Linked DNA regions of Homo sapiens: region 1 is linked to region 2. Evidence: chromatin loops called from intact Hi-C (ENCODE). Cell type or tissue: breast epithelium. All regions are shown on one strand. Links, peaks and the distances in the headings refer to the core of each region. The heading gives the core; the rest is flanking DNA.

Region 1 (2,813 bases), core at 255-2,754, 77 kb before region 2:
ATGATCTGCCCACCTCGGCCTCCCAAAGTGCTGGGATTAGAGGTGTGAGCCACCACACCTAGCCAAAATTCAAAGTTTTTGCTAGGAAAAAAAGAATAAAAATGGGACAGAAATATACCCAAGAGATGAGAAAAAGACCAGAAAGCAAGACCTTAGGGCTAACTTACAGTCATCAAAGAACTGATTTCTATTCTTCTTGTACGAAAGTGACCCAAGACATTTTTTACTGAAGGTAACAAAATTGCATGAGTAGGAAGTGTGCTGACTTCTAGGTAATGTCTATTCTCTAGCTAGTTTGCACATTGTAAAATTTGACCTGGGCTGCTTGATGAAGTGTGGCTCTTGGGAAAGAGAGGTTCACTGGTTCTACCCTCAAGAAGATATTTGTCATCTAGAGCAAGAACTAGAGGAAAGTATGTCACCTTGGAGAGCTTGAGACTAGGTTTGACTTCTATTTCACCCAATCAACTACAAAACATCAGTATTAGGTGGCTCAGAACTTATCATGATTGGAAAGCTTGAAAAGTTTTTTCCTTTTGGAAACGGATGGGTTTGAAAGTCAGGATGTCAGCATTGGCTAGAGTTGAGCTCAGGGTTTCTAGAATGCTGCATCTTAGCTTTCATCAGCCTGGCTTGAGTCAGGGCCATTGGGCCTTAGGAATGTATTGCTGGGGTGCTACTTGGATCCTGTCAAAAGATGTTAGAAGGAGTGAGTGTCAGATCCCGGGATAAGTCATTTAGGATAGTGACCTTCTCAGAAGGGCCAATAGGAAGTAGAAAGTGGAAAGGAGAGTCATGTCAAGGATGCTTTGAACAAAGGAATGAGAGAACGCGTAGATCGTAAGGCTGTACAGCAACTTCCACTTTGTCCTGGCTTTGCTGTTCTTGTGGATATACGTGGCATAAATCAAGCAGCTAACTTACTTTCAGTGATTCTCCGAAGGTACCTAGTGGTGAAACTCTCAAGCCTTATACTCAGCAGTTCATTTCCTACCAGCCTAATTACAAGTGTTTTATTATAAAGTTTATGGAAATGAGATATAAGTCACTCTGGAGTTTTTGAGAATAGTTATACTGGTAGTTACCATCTAATGTGGTCTTTGGAAGGTTCTACATCAAAGCCCAGGGTATCCTGGGGTTGTTCTAGCTCTCTGCAAGACAAAGCTTGGAGACTTGTATTTTAAGTAGCTTTTCATTTTTACTGAGCCACAAGGGCAGTAGCTCACAGGGACTTTATTGAATATTTACATCTAGCTTCTTCTAAACAGCATTGAAAATGGGAGTAAGATGCCATAAAAGGGGTCACCTTGAGGCCTGCTCTGATTTTTGAGAACACGGAATTGGTGATCTACGGAGGTGAGAAAGCGGACACCAAAACAAACAAGACTCCAGGCTCCTTCCTCATGCCTTGGTTGTGTCTATTGTGGAGCCGCTGGCATCTTTTATTTCGGGGACAAAGGACAGCTCTGTTTAATCCTCCTGTTCCATTGCCAAACTCCAAAGGGGATAATTACATTCTGACTTCTAAAATTCCCTTTGCAATTTTATGTGGATGAAGTACTTGTAACAGCCTGGGATGCCCTGCGTGCTGGAAGACAGCTGCCCTGTTTCATTTCCAGGGGGGAGTACTTCGGGCAGAGCTAGTGTTGGTACTGCACAGTTTGTCTCGGTCCCAGCATAGAAACCGGACTAGCGTCTCTTGCTGTAAAACGCATTGAACAGGGCATCAAACACCACCTCACGGGAGAATTAAGTTGACTGTCCTCTGTACATAGCTGGTCTAACTGGAGTGTCTAAAACAGCCAGTCATTTAGCTAATCCTGTTTTTTTTTTTCCAAAAAGAACTAATTTAGAGCACTTTTTTGATAGGTAAATATAGTACAAAATAATGGTTTTGTGTTCAGGTGAAACATTGAGTTCAGACAAAATGTCTTGACCCCACTAAAATTATTAAAACTAATTGGAATTCTACGTGCCAGTCCCAAAATAAGACAGTTTGATTCCCTGACATATAATTATTCTTTTCTAAATAGCACTGATAGCAACATCATTGTAAACGGGATAAAAAATTCTTATGTTTGTTTAAATTCCTGGAACTGATCTTTATAATATAAGGAAAATGAACCAAGCTTCCTAAAATGAAATCCAGGTGAAAATGTAATTGTTATATTACTCTTCTGAATTTTTGGAAACATAGATACAAAAATTATTGTTTCAGTTCCCCAAGGGAACTAGTAAAACCTGGACAAGCTGTTGGTTTTTATATTGGTACTGCAAGCTGTTCCTAACCTTAATTGTAGTAGAAAATGAAACTATCGCCATGGAGTGGTGTGTTTAAAACCCACCAAGAGGTTTCAGCAGGAGAGCGGAACCGAAAAAGGAGGGAATCATTAACCACAGAAGTGACTGAAGTGGTTTAATAATTATGTTATTTCAAGAGGAAAAAGGATGTGCCTAAAGTAGAAGGGGAAGGGAAGGATTGATAAATAGAACTTATTTCTATCCTAGGTAGTCAGCTGGTAGAGCTACTAGTGGGAATGGCCTATTAACTAATTGATCTGCTAGACTCAATAGAGAACTCCAGCTGGAGATCAAAGAAAATTCTCTGCTACAAAGGCAAACAGCAACCTTGGACCAGATGTTTTTCTTCCAGCTCTGTCATGCTTGATAACTGTAGGGCATGGCTGAATCTGGCCATAGGCCTCATCCATCCAACCGTTGAGATGAAAAGCAAGGGCTATGTGTGTACACGCGTGTGCACCTATATATATAAACACATGCACACATGTACACACACATGCTTGAAAAAGAGA
Region 2 (2,813 bases), core at 302-2,801:
AAAGACTGCACTTTTTTTTGTTGTCGTTATTGCCATGGTAATCTGCAACACAACAGCTTCTGTATTATCGTGCTCAATGACTCTATCTCTACCAAGAAGAGGATGAAAGGAATTCAATATAAACATAATCAATAATAAACATAATAATAAAGTAAATTATATAGACTGTCAGAAGATAATAAATGCCATGCTGTCCAAAATGAAAGAAATAACAAAGAAAAGGAAGAGTGTAGGGCAGGATAAAGGAATAGTGTGTTTGAGGAAGGAGCTAAAGTTGTGAGTTTAAATAGGATGATGAGAACTGGCTTATGACAATATGAGATCATGAGATTTGAATAAAGTCTTAGACAGGGAGAGGAAGTGAGCCGTGTGGATCTTTGACGGCATGATGTTCAGGCTGAGGAAAGGAAGGAGCCTGGAGGTTGACTGAGGAGCAGAAGGGAATTGCTGTGCTGGAGCTGGGATGGTAGGAGCTGAGACTAGAGAGGTCACAGAAGCCTGAATCACATGGAATAGATGATAAGGGGCAAGGTATAGGAGCAGGGGGGCCTTTCAGGAGGCCAGAGCAGTCCTCCAGATGGTATTGGGATCAGAACAAGAGCAGTAAAGGCAGCCTCCAGGAGGCTAGAGCAGTCCTCCAGATGGTATTGGGATCAGAATAAGAGCAGCAAAGGCAGTGAGAAGTTGTCAGAATCTGGATGTGTTTTGAAGAAAGAGACAAGGGATATTCTTGATGAATTGGATGTAGGATAGGGGAGAAAGAGAGGAGTCAAGGATGAATCCAAGAAGTGTTCTGTTTTAGGCCACAAGGACGAAATTGTCATCAACTAACTAACATGGGGAAGGTTGTGGGTACAGTGGGATAGGTAGGGAAAATCAGTTTAGTAGTGGACGTGTGAGTTAGAGAAGTATTTTAGATATTCAAGTGAAAATGATGAGTACGCTATTGGATATGCAGGTTTGGAGTTCAGGACAGAGGACTGGACTGGAGATATTCATTTGGGAGTTATCAGTGTGTGGGTAGTATTTAAAGCCATGGAACCACATGAGATCTCCAACGGAGTAAGTAGAGACAGAGATGAAAACAACAGCAACGACTGAGCCCCAGAGTAATTAGAAGTTAAAAGGGGCTAAGGACTGCAATGAATGTGCATGACAAGATCCATGTATTGCCATCAAAGTGAGTGACTGTTTCTAGGAGGGTAGAGGTCAAGATGCCTGAAGGAGGAGAGAAGTTTAATGACCTATGATGGTGGAGTTTTGGAAAGATTATTATCTATGCATTGAACATGCTCAGAAAAGAGAGGAGAAGTATTGGGGAGGATGCCAATGGGCTGAGAACTGATGTTGTTGAAAAAGGTGGTGAACAATGTTGGGCAGGGGTATTACAGGACCAACATGTTTGTATGCCTGTTGTGCAGAAACAGACCAATACACCAAGACAGCAGGCTTTGCAGCAGAGAGAGGGTTTGATGACAGCAGGGAGGCCGAGTGAGCAGATGGGAGAAGACCCTCAAATCCATCTCCCCGAAGAGTTCTAGGCTGAGGTTTTCAAGGGGATTATGGGGGGTGAGGGGCTGAAAAACTATAGTCATTGATTGGTTGGGGAAAGGGGGATGAAATCATCAGGATGTAGAAACTGCATTCTTCAGTGAGTCAGCTTCTCGTGGGGTCCTTCAGACCAGCTGGCGTCAGTAGTTTCATCAGTATGCATGACCTACAAGAATATCTCAAATGGAAAGCAACATTTCACAATGTTCAGTTGTTATCTGTGGAGCAGTGAAGGGGGACTCTAATCTTGTGACAGGGTCTGTGTGATTCTGGAGCAATAGGTAGCAAAACACTATGAGGAAGGATCAGAGAACAGCTGACCCCATGACTAACACTGAGTATGTGCAAGCTTGGCTTATTTTTGTTTCTCTCCCTCCCTTCTCTTCTGATTAATTGTATAAAGTTTCTAGGGACAGTTTCAGGGGTGATAGATGATGATGGTACGAGATTTGCAGTAGAAGGGAAGGAGAAGGTTCTGGAAGGGGAAAAGAGGACCAGCAGGGTCCCTCCATCACCTCCAGGTCTGCAGGAGGTGGCAGGAGGGCCTGGAATGAAAAACAGCCAGTGGCTGGGCGCAGTGGCTCACGCCTGTAATCCCAGCACTTTGGGGGGCTGAGACGGGCAGATCACGAGGTCAAGAGATTGAGACCATCCTGGTCAACATGGTGAAACCCCGTCTCCACTAAAAATACAAAAATTAGCTGGGTGTGGTGGTGTGTGCCTGTAATCCCAGCTACTTGGGAGGCTGAGGTAGGAGAACCACTTGAACCCGGGAGGTGGAGGTTGCAGTGAGCTGAGACCGCACCACTGCACTCCAGCCTGGCTACAGAGGGAGACTCCATCTCAAAAAAAGAAAAAGAAAAACAGCCAGCGCATGAGAGAAGATGTGAGCATCGTCCTCAGGGAAGAGTCAGTTTTTGTCAGAACAAGGAGGGACTATTTGGAAGTTAGTTTGGGATGTGAGGCGTTTTGCTATTAGTGGATCAGGCTGATGGCACCGTGGAGGGGTTTCAGGAGTCAAGAACAGGTGGGAGAAAGTTTCCCAGTGCAGGTTGTGCAAGCCTCCTGGCCCGGAGAGTGTGGGTGTGACGAGTGGCTTGAGAGACAGGGATGAAGAGCATGAATGCGAATGTACAGCACTGAGCTCGCGTCTGCCACATGGTAAGCTCTTAGAAGACCTCAGCTTCTTATTCATTTTGTCACAAATCGATTAATTACTGAGCTGAAGGACATATTAGAAAACGGTCAATAGCAATACTTCT

The links. A loop is a pair of places that touch in the nucleus more often than their neighbours do. Peaks named below come from ENCODE experiments on the same cell type or tissue, not always from the same donor. Only the 100,000 strongest peaks of a DNase experiment are listed, where the experiment ranks them.
Region 1: it touches region 2 in a loop (4-fold over the local background); 1 of 110 quality-filtered maps calls a loop at or near these places.

The regions. Positions count from the first base shown.
Region 1 is chr10:28,766,869-28,769,681 of GRCh38, forward strand. The region is part of intron 2 of LINC01517 (long intergenic non-protein coding RNA 1517); the gene reads left to right. Among named protein-coding and RNA genes, the nearest start is that of LINC01517, 25 kb to the left of the region's middle. In breast epithelium, for the core only: no CTCF peak of the experiment used is centred there; a DNase peak (open chromatin) is centred at 1,523; H3K27ac peaks cover 819 bases.
Region 2 is chr10:28,843,752-28,846,564 of GRCh38, forward strand. C10orf126 (chromosome 10 open reading frame 126) reads left to right here and starts at 2,657. Exons shown (of 5, transcript NR_164114.1): 1 at 2,657-2,712. In breast epithelium, for the core only: no CTCF peak of the experiment used is centred there; no DNase peak of the experiment used is centred there.